2 separate regions of the Homo sapiens genome follow, and region 1 is linked to region 2. Evidence: chromatin loops called from intact Hi-C (ENCODE). Cell type or tissue: Calu3. All regions are shown on one strand. Each heading gives the region's core, and the rest is flanking DNA. Links, peaks and the distances in the headings are about the cores only.

Region 1 (8,346 bases), core at 255-8,254, 150 kb before region 2:
GGGGCTTTGCCATGTTGGCCAGGCTGGTCTCGAACTCCTGACCTCAGGTAATCCACCCACCTCAGCCTCCCAAAGTGCTGGGATTACAGGCATGAGCCACCACGCCCGGCTAATTTTTGTATTTTTAGTAGAGATGGGGTTTCACCATGTAGGCCAGGCTGGTCTCAAACTCCTGATCTCAGGTAATCCACCCGTCTCGGCCTCCCAAAGTGCTGGGACGACAGGTGTAAGCCACCGTGCCCAGCCTGACCAGTTTCATATCTAACCTAGCAATCTTGTGCCGGTATTCTTCAGGGCCTATTAACTACACAGCTCCTCAAATGCTCTTTGAACCACTTTAGCTTCCTACTGGTTCCCTCATTAACGAGTTAAATACATCTTTGCCATGTACTCATTTTATATTTGTATGAGTCATGTTTAAAACTTTTTAAAAATTATCTATTGACAAGAAAAACATAAGAAAAGAAGATCTAGTTTGTAGCATAGCATGAGAGTAAAACATATACATAAACATTTATATTTTAGGTTAAAAATGGTAGTGTGGAAGACAGCTATTGACAGTGGCTGAAGCGTAGGGAATTTTAAACATGGCTTTTAGCTTAGTTTATAACTAGGTTTTCTGTTTATTGCCAGGAATATAAATCCTTGACAATTATCTGAAAGAATGGGGAAAAGGAAACGATCCATTAGAAGGTATCTGGAAACATGATCCAGTAGTTGTAGTTGTATCTCTGTGACAACAGAGTTCGGTGGGATCAGTAGACCAAAAGATCAGCATTCCAGTCCCAGGAATGCCTCTGTAATACTAGGAGAGTCACCTCCCTCTGAAAGCTAGTTTCTAGCTCCAAAGATACATAACTATTAAATAGTTCCCTGATCTGAGGCTTAAATCACCTTCATTCTGGCTTCCTTGATTCCCCTTTAGAGACATCTCACTGCCAGAAACAGGGGAGTCTTTTAGTCAATTTAAAATAAAAAAATAAGTTCTATTAATAGTGGTGTTGCTGCCTGAAGGCAACCATCAAATCTAGATCAAATCTCACAACCCTCTCAAGCTTGATCTGTTTCTATGGTTGACTCTCAGCATCTGAGGCTCCTTGTCACAGCAAAGTAGGTGAACATGAGTCAAAACCAGTTAGATTCACACACATGAAAAGCCATGTCCGAAGCCCTTGGCATGGGCGTATATCAGATGGGACATTCCCCTACCTTTCAAAGTTAGGGTCCAGTGTTGACGTGGTGATGTAAAACTGCATTTTCCTGCATTTCCTTCATTACTATTGTTTACATTCTAAACCTATCATTCCTTAACTTCTCCACCATTCAAACATTGTAAATCATTCTTTAATTCTGCACTAATCCTCTCTCCCTTTTAACTATATGGCAACTGAAATTGAAGTGAACTTCAATAGTGTTGGAGACTCAGGTAGGTGGAGGTGCATGTCTTTTTTGTTGTTGTTGTTGAGACGGAGTCTTGCTCTGTCACCCAGGCTGGAGTGCAGTGGCGCGATCTAGGCTCACTGCAAGCTCCGCCTCCCGGGTTCACTCCATTCTCCTGCCTCAGCCTCCCGAGTAGCTGGGACTACAGGCGCCCGCCACCACGCCCGGCTAATTTTTTGTATTTTTTAGTAGAGACGGGGTTTCACCGTGTTAGCCAGGATGGTCTTGATCTCCTGACCTCGTGATCTGCCCGCCTTGGCCTCCCAAAGTGCTGGCATTACAGGCGTGAGCCATCGCACCCGGCCAGAGGTGCATGTCTTGTTCCATCCTGATCAAAGTCAAACAGAAAATCTGAGGCTGAATGGAGCCTCTTTTTCTCTATTCACATGCACACATGTGTACAACTGTCCCCTTTCCACGCCTGCCTTCCTCATGACACCCACCACAGCACCCTACACATAAGAGGAGCCCAATAAATATCTGAATACGTGGACAAATCCATGAATCACTCAGGAAAGGACAGAGTGTCATTCCTATTCTACAGAGGTAAAATCTGATACAAAAAGATTTAGTGTCATGCAAGAGCCAGGAAGCAATTCTTCTGCTACATCTGGCACAATTCAGACCCTTAAAAGATAATTATATATGTTTCTGGAAGATTAGAGATATTTGAGAATTGAGGTAAGAGCAATAAATATGACTAAGAGGACAAAAATTGGTTCTGTGAGGGAAATGAAATCATAATAGCAAGGGTTAGACTAAAGACAGACTTCAAGCTATCTTCAGATACCGGATGTGACTACATTGTAAGCCCAATTTAATTACTAACAATAAAACATCCACAACTAAGAGATCTTGATATAGACAACCTGCATAAATTGCACATTATTTAAACTCTTGGCAAGATAAATTCTATCATTTCTGTCAACGTGGCTTAATTAACAATATTTCTGCTCTCCACTCCCACGACATGCTCTTTGATTTAAAATCCCAAATCTTCTCCATTGCCAGAAAGTACATCTACAGTGATGGGTTTCAGTCCTCTACTCATGAATAAATATCAAATTTGTGACCTTTATCACACCCTCTAGGCAAGGATTATTATAATGAGAACTGATCAGTTGCCTCCACATGCACAGCAGGAAAACTCCGAAGTGGGGAGTTTTCCTACAGCCTACGGGAAAAGGTAATTAAACACACAACAGTCCTCTAAGAAGCTCCAAGAAGCTCCTTCTCAATCATCTTTAAAACCACCATTCGTCTCAGATGGCTCTGAAGTAGTGCTGCCTAGAGAGGGACAGGCACAAATGACAGGGCAATGTGCAGGCTCTCTGAGTAGAAGATACTTTCAGGGCCACAAGGCCACAGCAAGCTGGGACTCTGCCACCTCAAATCTTCCTTGGAAGCAGGAGAACTATAAATTCCAATAAAAACAAAAATGACCATGGCCCACCATTATTAACTCTTTGGAACTTCACCTGAGTCTAAAGTGATGAACAGAAAGCGTATTCAAATTTTGGACAATCCCACACACATCACAAATGGCTCTTTTTAATTATTTTCCTTACGTCTTTAAACCCCACTAGTTCAATTATTTTTATAATTTTTTTTTCTTTGGAGATGAAGTCTCACTCTGTCGCCCAGGCTGCAGTACAGTGGCGCGATCTCGGCTGACTGCAACCTCCGCCTCCCGGGTTCAAGCAATTCTCTGCCTCAGCCTCCCAAGTAGCTGGGATTACAGGCGCCCACCTCCATGCCCGGCTAATTTTTGTATTTTTAGTAGAGACAGGGTTTCACCATCTCGGTCAGGCTGGTCTTGAACTCCTGACCTCGTGATCCACTCGCCTTGGCCTCCCAAAGTGCTGGGATTACAGGCGTGAGTCACCGCACCTGGTCTATTTTTATAATTTTTGACAAAGTCTCCATTGTTTTGTGATGAGATGGGAGTATAAATAAAAATCATACTTGCTAACATTCTTGAGTACTTGAGTTTACAAAATATTTTCACGTACGTTGACTAGTTTTCTTAAGGTATTTCCCTTGTAGTATTTCCAAACACACAACAGAATTAATACCACGAGTACTCATTTATCCATCAGCCACCTTTAGCAAATCTTGACACTTTGCTACATTTCCTTCGGGCTTTTGAATAATAATTTAAAAAAGAAAGCTACAGATACAGTTATTCCATTCCACTCTGCTGTCATTTAGAGAGATGACTACTATCCTGAAATACGAGTGTGTCACTCTAAAGCACATTTCATACTTCTACCATATGTGTGATTCATAAGCAATTTATACTATTGTTTAACATTCAATAAATGGTGTCATGTACTAGTCATTCTACAACTTGCTTTTCTAACCCTTACGTTTTTGAATTTTACCTTTGCTGGAAATATAACTCTAGTTCATTAATTCCAATTTAATTCAATTTTCACAGTACCTTTTTACCTAAAATAACGAAAGAGTAAATATCTTGCCTGATTCTAAGAAGCAATGACTAATTCAGATTCCATTCTCATCCATAAGTCCATGTTCTTCTACTGTAAAACTCTGTTTTCTGAAATTAGAAGACTGGAAATTACAAAGTCTTCATTTAAAATCCTGTCAAGCTGTAAGTTAAGGAAAGGAAAAAAAAAAAATCCCCACTTTCGCCACTGTCCCTAGATTCTTCACTATACAAACAGGGCTACCAATTCATTTCGAGAAGACGCTGAACCAAATTCTTCGGTTTCTTTGTCCACTCTGGGAAATGTGAACACTAACCAGACATTTGACGATATCAATGAACTTTACTTTTTAAGAGACAAAGTCTCGTTCTGTTTCCCAGGGTGAAGTGCAGTGATGTCATCGTAGCTCACTGCAGCCTCAAACTGCTGGATTCAAGCAACCCTCTTACCTCAGCCTCCAGGACTGCAGGAACACGCCACCACACCCAACTATTGTTAACTTTTCTTGAAGAGTGAAAATGGTATGTTCAAAAGGAAAAAAGACGTTGCTTAATATTTATACAGTTTCAGTTTTACAAGATGAAAAGAGTTCTTGAAATTGATTGCACAAAAATGTGAACGTACTTAACACTACTAAACTGTACACTTAGAAACTGTGAAGATCGTAATTTTATGCTATGTGTATTTTACCACAATATTCAAAAAAAGGAAAAAGATATATTTAGGGATAAATTATACGTCTAGGTTTGATCTAAAATAATCCACGGTGGGGTAGAGGTTACAGAAAAAACAAAGGTATATGGGGGTTCATTATACCAGTCTCTATTTTTATATGTTTGAAGTTCCAAAATAAAGTTTTAAATAATGGCTTAGCCCAACAAAAAATATTTTTTCCCTTTACTAACAGGTTGCTTTGCTCTTACGTAAAAATAAAAAGCATCCTATTTTTTGAACGCTAGCAGCCCTAAGATCTGCTTTACCTTTTGCAGTTCTAGAAGGGACACTGCTTCTCAAACTTGAATGTGCATCTGAGTCACCCTGGGACCTTGTGGAGATGCAGTTTCTCTTCAGTAAGGCTTGGGTGGGGCCTGAAATGCTGCACTTCAAACAAGCTCCCAGGTGCTGGTGCTGGTTCACGGGTCCCATACTGAGGAACAAGGCAACAGGGGACGCGTAGGCTGCAAGCATTTGCAAGGGGAGAATCTAGCAAGGCTTTATTTAAATTGCATATCTGGGGACTAGAAGGGCACCAACACTGCTCCTCCGTTCTGGGAAAAAGTCTCCCGGCTCCTTTGCACCCCAGCACCAGGCATCACTATCCACTTAGTGAGAACCTCTAAAATGGAGAGCATCATACAAAAACCTCCTAGCAATCAGCTTTATTCCAGCCTTACACTTAAATCTGAACTCCTTAAATAGCCATGAAAATCTAATGCCCTGAAAGATTCTCCTCCTCAATCTATTAAGTAATGACTAAGCCAAAGAAACACATCCAGAAGCCAAAGTGCAGAGGCCCAGGCAAGAGCTGGGAATCATTAACAAACTATAAGAAGGTTAAACGCAGTATATCTTGGAAGCTCTAGTAAATTCCATTAAAGAAATAACATTCATTAAAGCACGCGCGCTCCTAAGCAACCATCAACATCTCTGAAGAATCAAAAGAAGAATTTCTACCCATAGAAAATCTTATCCACAAAATACAGTTATTTCCTCTAATGTTTTATGGTTGTCAGGTTGACTTAACCAAAGTCTTCCGTCCTCAGAGAAATGCTCTATTATCTGGTAGACTATGAATGCCTACAGGACAGGGATTATCACTGACAATTCTTAAGCTCTTACCATATGATCATACAGCTCCCATTTATTGTGCTTTCGAGGTGAGCACGAAGCAGTTTATATGACTTATTTCACCTAAAACATTCTGTCACTAAGGTATTTTATTTATTGAGTCTTTACTCACTAAATCCCTCCCCTCTTTGCAAGTATTTTTCCTAAAATGTTAATTCTTAGCTTCTTTCAGCAGAATGATGTAAAGGAGAAGGTGCTACCCTCTTTGACCTGTGAACTCCAGACCAAGCTATCTAGAGTCCAGCTCTGTCACCCAGGCTGGAGTGCAGTGGTGCGATCTGGACTCTGGTAGAGTCTAAGGGACTCTATCATCTCTACCAGCTCAAATCATGCCCCTTATGGTTCACATATGCATGACAGGGAGCCAGCCACTGGGAGGAGCATGGAAAGAACCCACCCAAGTCCCTGCCTTCAGCAAGCACGCAATCCAGTGGAAATGTCACCAGGCAGAAGAATTAAAATCTATTTATGATGTATTCAACAAACAGATACACACACAAATATACAGTTAGTTCAGGCAGGCAGAGAAACCCTTCTGACAAAAGGGTTAAGGAGTTCTCTATTAAGATGGTTTCTCTATTAAGATGGTTTTGGGGCTGGACCTTCAAAGAGTACTTATAACACATAAAAAAGGGAAAAAATGAACTAAGACACTGAAGCATGTGAGAACAGACTGGTGAGTAGCTTGGAATGGCTGGAATGCACAGACCCAGAGAGCAGGAGCTCTTGGCAGAAAAGAATTCAATGGGCTGCTTATTACAGGAAGTTGATTTGCTCTGAAGCTCTAACTTTGCAATTAATACTTAATTTTTACTTGATAGTGTTATTCTTTTTAAAAAGTCTTATTGTACCTAGCTCCAGCAGCATTTCCCTGAGGCTGCAGCCTCTAGGGAAATTACAAGACACTTGCCCAGGCCAGGTCCTACCTACCTCTGCTGGCCCTAGAGTTTATCACAGGAAGATTTTTTTTGTTTTTAAATGTGTAAATACAGTTTCCAGAGGCTTGTTCCAGGGTGACTCTCAAGCCCAAGCCAAAATACCTAACAAACAAGAAAAATCCATGTATGCAGAGTATAAAGATGTGAAAAGTGTTTTGTGAACTATTTCTAAAGCGTGCAACATAACAAGAAAACATTATAACTCTTATCACTGCTGGGACTGAACTCAGTCCAATGACCTCCAACAGAAAAGAATTAAGGTCCTGAACACCCACATCCAGAGTCAACACTTCGTTTAACAAAATAAAATAATAAAAGTGTTGCTTAGTCAGTTAGGAAAAAAAAAATCCAACGGTAGACACCAGAAATGACTTCACTGTGAAGGACAGATTTCCAGAAATAACACATGTCTAATGCCATTTCTGAAACTACAGCTAGGCAGAAAAAACAATTCTTTTTACCTTTATTTATTCCCAGAATAACAGAAACAAGAACCAAGAGCAACCTTTTCTTGACATCCTTCTGGTGTTTCTGGAAAAATATCTCCTTGCAATAAATAGTGGAGCATGTCCCTGCTTCCCTCACAGAACAGGTATGTAGGTCCATTTTTAGTATATAAAACTAGCTAATGGTAATATGCAAACAGAAATTCTCATCATTGTGTAGATGATCTATTTGCACTGATCACAGATGCCAGGAGAAATTCCCAACATAAATAAAAAGACTAAGAAGGTTTTTTTCCTGGTATTTTCAAGGCAATATACTTAGGGAAATCATAATTTGAGCATATCTTGGAAACTCAAGACACCAAATAAACAAAGAGCTTGTACTTGTCCTTTAAAGAAAGCCTGGGTTTTAGAATGGGGCAGGCTTAGCTTGTAAGGTCTGATGGGGCATCAGGACAAAAGCGAAACCTGAACTTCCCACATGATAATTTTCTAGGTATAGAAAAAGTCTGATGCAATCTGTTCTGTAAGCAATGATTACAGAAAAAAAAAAAAAAATCCTACCTATAAAGTTCACAGTTGGCATACCCTGCCATTCCCGACTGTGCAGGTACAAACTCATCAATTTTGAAAGCCATGAAGCCAAGTGATTGTGCTATCTGGTTAAAAACCTTTGAAACAAACAAATTTCGGCAAAAATGATACATGCTCTGAGGATATGGCATTACGTCATAACGATCCTCCTCACATCCTCCATGGCAGGCGGTTATTGATATAAGATGTACGTGCTTCTCAGGAGTCCCTAAATACTAGGTCCACGCAGAGACATGGGGAGAGGAAGAAAGAATGGTGATTTTAAATATTACTCATAAAAACTCAGTTTATCCTGCGTGGGGGAAGAAATGATAGCAACATCTCCTACCCCAGTCTAGAGTTGTATTTTTAGAGGTCATGTTCACTATTTCTTAGCGGCTTATCTCAAAGAAAAGGAATACCACGCAGGGGGAGACTTATTTAAACTACAAAACACACATCATCTTCTGACTTGTACAAAGTTCTTATAGAAGTTTTCTGGTCACATTAATTGGGTGAGTCATTTTATCTCAAACAGGTAGGTGTATTATGCAATTTTTCATGAGAAAACATAAATACAGATTTACATATGGTCACCTGAATTTTTAGACATTGCCATCTAATTCAACCATGCATTTGTAATACATTGAA
Region 2 (8,346 bases), core at 263-8,262:
TTTTGGAGACTTTGGACAATTTGAAAAACTCACAGATGAATCTTTTAGCCTAGAAATATTGAAACATTAAGAAAAAGGCATGTCGGGAGTTCGAGACCAGCCTGACCAACATGGAGAAACCCCGTCTCTACTAAAAATACAAAATTAGCCAGGCGTGGTGGCGCACGCCTGTAATCCCAGCTACTCGGGAGGCTGAGGCAGGAGAATCGCTTGAACCCGGAAGGCAGAGGTTGCAGTGAGCCGAGATCGCGCCACTGCACTCCAGCCTGGGCGACAAGAGCGAAACTCCGTCTCGAAATAAATAAATAAATAAATAAATAAATAAATAAATGAAGGTAAGTTATGAATGCATAAAATATATGTAGGTATAAGTCTATTTTATCATGTACTACTATGACATGGGTATAAATCTATTATAAAATGTTAAAATTTGTCAAAACTCACATAAACATTTACTTACCATGCATCGCACCACCCGCAGTCAAGAGAAATGTAAACAAGTAAAGAAGCAGTATTAAATCATAACCGCGTAAAGTTAACTGTAGTACATACTGCACTACTGTAATCATTTTGCAGACCTCTCGTGTTACGGTGTAGTGAGGAGTAGAGCAAATATCCGCTGAAAACACCCAGTGACATGGGTCTGCATGCGAGTGGTTCCTCTCTCCAGCAAATCGCATGTTGCAGTAACAAGTGATCCTTCGGGGTGGTTCTCCTGTATTTCCCGTGTGATATAGTCAACGTTGAATAACACCAAGGGACCCATATGAAGTGCCACTAGTGATGTCAGTAGTGCTTCCAAGGAGCAGAGAAAAGTCAAGACTTTAGAAGAAAAAGTCGAATTGCTTGGTAAGATTGAGGTCTGCGGCTATGGTTGCCCACCATTTCAGACTGATGATTCGGTTTGTAAACAGATATACGTATCTATAATACAGTACCTACTATAAAACTATTTCCCCTTCCTTATAATTTCATTAATAACATTTTCTTTTCTCTAGCTTACTTTATTGTAAGAATGAAGTATATAATTCATATAACATACAAGATATGTGTTAATCAACTGTTTATGTTATCAGTAAGGCTTCCATTAGCCAGTAGACTATTAGTCATTATGTTTATAGGGAGTCAAAAATTATACATGGCTTCTCAGCTGTGCAGGGGACAGCGCCCCTAACTCCTGCATTATTCAAAAATCAACTGTATGTGGTTTTGTTGTTTTTTAGAAAAATGAATAATTTCTTTTTATATTATTCTGTTACATTTTTTCCCCACTTAATAGAACGTCCAGAAAATCTTTGCATCTCAGAATGCCTGAAGCTGCCTTGTTCTTGTTTTTTTTATTTCATTTTTTTATTATACTTTAAGTTCTGGGGTACATGTGCAGAACGTGCAGGTTTGTTACATAGGTATACTCGTGCCATGGAGGTTTGCTGCACCCATCAACCATCATCTACATTAGGTATTTCTCCTAATGCTATCCTTCCCCTAGCCCCCTCACCCCCCAACAGGCCTTGGTGTGTGATGTTCCTCTCCCTGTGTCCATGTGTTCTCATTATTCAACTCCCACTTATGAGTTAGAACATGCGATGTTTGGTTTTCTGTTTTGTGTTAGTTTGCTGAGAATTATGGTTTCCAGCTTCATCCATGTCCCTGCAAAATACATTAATCTATCCTTTTTTATGGCTGCATAGTATTCCATGGTGTATATATGCCACATTTTCTTTATCCAGTATATCATTGATGGGCATTTGAGTTGGTTCCAAGTCTTTGCTATTGAGAACAGTGCCGCAATAAACATACGTGTGCATGTGTCTTTATAGTAGAATGATTTATAATCCTATGGGTATATACCCAGTAATAGGATTGCCTTATTGTTTTAATTGTTCACCTGGCGCTGCTTATTTACACTGAGTCTTCCCTTCCTGAAATACTGCTTGTCTTTCCATTTATTCAGGTCTTTGTTTATGCATTTTCATAAGTAATATAGTTCTTGCATTTCTAGAAATTTTACAGTTTTGGTTGCTGTTGTGATTGTGATTTTTATTTTGTATTTTCTAATTGGCTTTGCTAATGTGTAGGAAAGCTATTGATCTTCAATCTAACTACATTGCTGAACTCCTAATCTTTATACTTAAAAAAATTGATTCTTGTGGATTTTCTAGATAGGTGATCATATTAACTGAAAAAATATCTCAGCTTTTTCGCCATAATAATAGATTTGTTTGTTCCTTTATTTTGTCTTGTTACTGGATAAGATCTCTAGGATGATGTCAAATAAGAGTGGTGATTGTAGAGGGCATCTTTAACTCATTTTGTATCTAACTGGAAATGTTTCTAATGTTATTATGAAATTTACTTTAGGTTCTTGGTACAGGGCCTCTTTCTAGTATGGGAATTTTCTGTTGGCTTTTAATCAATCAGGAATAGCTGTTCAATTTTATCAAAAATTTTTTTTTCTGCACTAATTTTGGTTCCTGTTGAGATTACCTTAGTTTAACTTATTTTTTTTTTGGTTAATGTAGTGAATTACATGAATGAAATTTCTGCTCATGCCATTTTGTACTCCTCTTACTGGCTTACCAGTTTTAATCTTTTAAAATGGTACTTGTTTGCATGCCTGCCACCCTCCTCATCCCCCCAAAAAAAACCCTGAAAGTTCCTTGAAAACCATGTAACTTTCATGTTGTGGATTCTCAATTAATGTTGATTGATACATCTTTATAAAAATTTACATTTATTATGTCAGCTGAGTAATACTGCAGCCATGCAGTTAGATATTATTCTTAAGTTTTAAATATTATAAACTGAAGTTTGGCTTTGAGGACTCAAACCAGGTTAGAGCGAGGGCTAGGTCCAGAGCTAGGTCTCAAATTTAAGTTCTGTTACTTAAGGGCAAATGCTCTTTTTGCTGATTCATGGATAAAAATGTTCTTAGATCTGTGGCATTCATCATCAGAGGCAGTGTTCACATTTTCCACATTTGTTGGAGACCCTGGGCAGCTCCGAAATGGTGTTCTCACTACCTGAATGGTAGTGAATGATGCTTCCTAACTGAAGGGGAAAGGATTGATCTGGTGATCGTTTTCATATTAGGCCCCATTATTGACCAATACTCAACCAGCCCGATTCAAGTGCTGTTATAAATACATACAGCAAAATGAGTTTCATTAAAAGACTCTTGATGCTCCTTACAGGGGCCTGATACTGAATCCCAGGCAATTATCAAAACTTGACTTCTTTTAGAATCACAGAAGGTCAAAGTTGGCAGGGCCCTTAGAGCTAATCCGTGCCACCATCCTTGAGCCCTCCTCACCCCCCACTTTTAATAGATGGGTAAAATGAGATTCAGGGGAAAAAATGACTTTCGCAAGTCATGTTATGCATTACCAAATATCTCAGGAGGTCTAGAACTACCTTATTTTAATATGGTTTAATTATTTGTTTGCTCTCACAGACAAAAGAAAGGGTTAGCTGTGTAATCTTTGCTCCTTACTCTGAGATAGCAGGGCACTTAAGTGGATGTTGGGCAAAAATCAGATCCATTTTAAAACAAATTTGGAAATGAAAATGGTGGCAGTGGTAACTGTCAATTGCATGGGCTTCAGGGGAAGTTTTGTAGACCTAGATACTTTCCCAGCTCCTACCAGGGAGGCGATGATCATAGAGATTGAATCCCAAGTGGAGTCCTGGTCTTTTTCTTAGTGAAACCAGATCTGATATGCTGTTGATTTTGGATTCACAGCCTTTTGTCACCATGTAAATAATAATTCCTTAAATTAAAAAATCTTCTTTTATTGTCCCAACATGTGATAAAACAATAAGTATCAATTGGACTGTACTTCATAGCGGACACGTTTCATCACAGCACCAGCATTATTGTATTATCCTCACTGTCAAGACGGAAAGCAAAACCAAGTCTAGGGAACACTTTGGTTCCCCAAGTAGAGTACTGGAAAGCAATTTTTTTTAAAAGGTGGTTAAAATGACTTGCCACAAGCCTATTTAGTTTCACTAGACACACTGCAAAGATATTTAGTTAGATGTAGTCTCTGTTCTCTGAAACTTTAGTTTTGCAATATATCCAGAAGATTGTCATATTGCCATAAGAAGTAACAGGAAATAATATATTTTAACAAACTCAAACATTATGTTAATAAACATACATATAAATAAATAAGGCTTTTAAAAATGGTGAGGTATAGGGTGTTTTGGGTGTGTGTGTGGTGGAATAGGTTATGAAACATCACAAATTTTGATGTGAAATAATAAGTAGAATATATTCCCTCCAGAAAACCTCACCACCCTCCTCTCACTCTGATCTTTTTTTTTTTTTTTTTGCATTTTCAGGACCCCCAATTCAGTTGATGGTATTGTTGCTTATTCATGTTGATATGTTATTTTGTAACCATTTTCAAGTTGTTTCATACTTGATCTTCCTAACAAGACTTACTGTAAGATCCTGAAAAATATGACCAGATTTGTAATTTTATCCAGAATCTCTGCAGCTAGAAGGTGTTCAGTTAATGCACATGTTTGAATATGGTAATGTGGATTAACATGTGGGAGACACAGAGACAATCCAACAAAAACATTAATCAGATCCAAAATGTACATCTCTGCTTCAAACACCAGACAACAATAAAGGCATTTTAAAAGGCTCCAGCAAATGGGAGGCTCAGAGAAGGGCTTATGCTGCAGTGGTGGGGCAGGAGAGCAAATGATTTTCCCCTAATTGAGCTTCTAAGAAGACTTTGTTCCCTGTAACTTTTCTATATATTCATCTCCCTGTAGTTTAAAACAACATAAGACAAACAAGAATAAGGGTCTTCAACTCATATACCTCCCCATGAGATTTCCTTGGTTGCCTGAAGAAGTCTCCAGAAAATACCTGTTAGAGGTAACACAGGCAGGAAATGCCTAGCAAACAAAATGCTGCCACCTTCTGGTAAAATAGTACAGAATATTTTCTCCCCCTGTCATTTTTACACACACACACACACACACACACACACACGAATTATCCTAGTAACAATAACATTTATATCATGCTTTATAGCTAGCAAACACTTACATGTGCATGATCTCATTTAATGCTCACAAAATCCTTATGAGGTAGCTTTTATTACCCACATTTGACAGAAAAAGCAACTGAGGTTCTCAGAGAGTATGTCACTTCCAGAAGGTCACACAGTGATTGGCAGATGCATACTTAAACCTTAACACAAGTGAACCTGCATTATGCTTTAACACAAATGAAGAGTGAACCATTATTTCATGCATTGACAAATACTAAACACATCGGCCATGCACTCAGCAGCAATGTGTGGAGTCTTTTGTCTGATCACATCATATCACAGCTTTGTATTACAGTATGTGACTAACACATCTTTCTTTCTGGCTCTGCAGAGTGCAACAGTGTCCCTGTGAACTGAATTTTAGGAGATGGGGATAGAGTGGGGATAGAGCAAACCCTTCTCTGTCACCCTTGAACCAGGCAAGATACACATTCTACTCTTTTACCCTTAACATTTTCTCAGTAATCTTAAAATGCAAATTGGTGTCCTTTTAATAATTCAAAATCCATAGTACTGGCTCCCATGCCCAGCTTCATATCCCATGGCATGCCCCATGCACCCTATCTCATGCATGAACCCTGGTCATTCTTTTTCAGATGTTAGGTACTTTTAGCAGCTTTTCCATTTGACTCTGCTTAGCAATATCCTATTCATCCTTCAATACTACCTCCTCTATTAATGCTTCCCTGATCTCTTTAATGCATATTCAGTGCCTTCCCAGCCACCAGTGAGGCTTAGTTCCTTCAGTTTTTATGATAGCTTATTGTTTTCCTTTCTATGAGTCTGTCTCACTAGTGTGTCCACCTAGAAGGTAGAGAACGATCCTCATTAATTTCTATAACCCCCAACAAAACTCTGTATAAGTGTTCAGTAAATATTTGACTGTTATTGAATTGTCATAGAAAAGCCTGTAAGCACCACCTGATTGTAAGAGCTAGGGTAAATTTTACTAAAATGAGGAGCATAAGGGAGCTGTGTGATAGTCATTGCTTATAAAATCAAGGAGAGACTAGCAAAGGTAGGAATCCCACCTCCATTCTCACATTTATTCTTCTCTGTGCAGGACCAATAATTTTTAGAAAGATGTTTCTAAATTTCCTTCCTTCCCCATCCTTAGCTGTGCACCAAATTGTCAAATTCCTGCCAAGAGAAAGCATTCCTGTTAGAGTCCCCTGTTGGATTGACAGTATTTGCAATCAGAATATTGATCTCCAAGAAGGCTTTTCTGGTCCTGTGCCTATACAATATTGGCTGCAGGATAATACTCATGTACATATTCTAGTGGAATTCTAGCTTTGTTATGAGATTTCTCTTCACTTTTTTTTTTTTTAGATGGAGTTTTGCTCTTATTGCCCAGGCTGGAGTGCAATGGCATGGTCTCAGCTCACTGCAACTTCCGCCTCCGGGATTCAAGTGATTCTCCTGCCTCAGCCTCCCAGGTAGCTGGAATTACAGGCTCCCGCCACCATGCCCGGCTAATTTTTGTGTTTTTAGTAGAGACGGGGTTTCACCATGTTGGCCAGACTGGTCTCGAACTCCTGACCTCAGGTGACCCACCCACTTTGGCCTCCCAAAGTGCTGGGATTACAGGCGTGAGGCACCACGCCTGGCCTTCTCTCTCATTTTTATTTTGAAGTAATTTTTAACCCAGAAAAGTTGCAGAAATAGTATGAAGAATTCCCATAATTTATTCCCATTAATTTATACTATGGTCTTTTTGGAGGGCATTTTGCATCTAAAAAATGATTTACCAACATACAAGGATATTAAAAGCATTATTCATGATAGCAAAAATTGGGAATGACCTAAATATTTCAAAAAAGAGGATTAGCTACATAATTATATCAAAATGATGAATTTTCAGTCATTAAAAATAAAATTATTTAAAAATATTTACAGGGAAATGCTCAATATATTATTTTCCTGGTGCTGCCATAACAAAATACCATAGACCTTGTAACATAAACAACAGAAATTGATTTATCACAGTTCTGGAGAACAAAAGTCCAAGATCAGGGTGCCAGCAGGGTTGCTGTCTCCTGAGGCCTCTGTCCTTGGCTTGCAGCTGGCCTCCTTCTTGCTGTGTTTTCACATGGTCCTTTCTCTGTGTTTGTACATTCTTGGTGTCTCTCCCTTTTCTTTTTTCTTTTTTTTTTTAAGATGGAGTCTCACTCTGTCACCCAGGTTGGAGTGCAGTGGCATGATCTCGGCTCACTGCATCCTCTGTCTCCTGGGTTCAAACGATTCTCCTGCCTCAGCCTCCTGAGTAGCTGGGACTACAGGTGCGCACCACCATGCCCAGCTAATTTTTGTATTTTTAGTAGAGACGTGGTTTCACCATGTTGATCAGGCTGGTCTCGAACTCCTGACCTCGTGATCTACACACCTCAGCCTCCTAAAGTGCTGGGATTACAGGCGTGAGCCACTGCGCCCTTTCTCTCCCTTTTCTTATAAGGACACCAGTCATGTTGGAACAGGGCTTCACCCTTACCACCTCATTGAACTGCAATTACCTCTTTAAAGGCCCTTTCTCCAAATGCAGTCATATTAGGAGTGAGGACTTCCGCATAGGAATTTGGAGGAAACACAATTCAGTCTATAACACTCAAGACACTTAAGTGAAAAAATGTATGTCATAAGCCATGTTTATAATGTGACTTTGATTTTTCAAACACATACACATGTATACAGAAGACAAATAGTGTGGAAGTTTACATGTCAAAATTTTAACAGTTGATATTTCTAAATTGTGAGATTATGAGTCACATTAATTTACTTTCTACTGTATTGCATTTTCCAATTTTCCATAATAAACTACCATTACTCCTTTAGTTAGAAAAGAATAGATTATAAGTAGCACAAAATACTTTTTAAAAAGCTTAAAGTTTTTTCAAATATATTAACATATTTGATCTCTGTAACAATGCTATGAGGCAAGAATGGGAACAATGTTTTTGAATTCATACATAACAAAATTGAGGCTCAGAAGAGTTAAGTCATGTGGCCAAGTAGCCTAATAATCAGAATAGGTCTTCTGAGTATTAATCCAATCTCTCCATTATACCACAATTCTTTAAAATACCTTCCTTCAGCCTGGGTGTGGTAGCTCACACCTGTAATCCCAGCACTTTGGGAGGCCAAGGTTGGATAATCACTTGAGTGCAGAAGTTTGAGACCAACCTGGGTAACATGGCAAAACGCTGTCTGTACAAAAAATAAAAAAAATTAGCCAGGCATGGTGGTGTAAACCTGTAGTCCCAGTTACTTAGGA

Evidence for each region. Hi-C counts contacts between places; a loop is a spot of excess contacts. Peaks named below come from ENCODE experiments on the same cell type or tissue, not always from the same donor. Only the 100,000 strongest peaks of a DNase experiment are listed, where the experiment ranks them.
Region 1: it touches region 2 in a loop (2.6-fold over the local background); 2 of 110 quality-filtered maps call a loop at or near these places.

Annotation. Positions count from the first base shown.
Region 1 is chr3:192,882,922-192,891,267 of GRCh38, forward strand. The region is part of intron 1 of MB21D2 (Mab-21 domain containing 2); the gene reads right to left. Among named protein-coding and RNA genes, the nearest start is that of MB21D2, 31 kb to the right of the region's middle. In Calu3, for the core only: no CTCF peak of the experiment used is centred there; DNase peaks (open chromatin) are centred at 3,300, 4,330, 4,990, 6,080 and 2 weaker places.
Region 2 is chr3:193,036,345-193,044,690 of GRCh38, forward strand. No RefSeq gene overlaps it. Among named protein-coding and RNA genes, the nearest start is that of MB21D2, 120 kb to the left of the region's middle. In Calu3, for the core only: a CTCF peak has its summit at 4,928 (motif pointing left); a DNase peak (open chromatin) is centred at 4,967.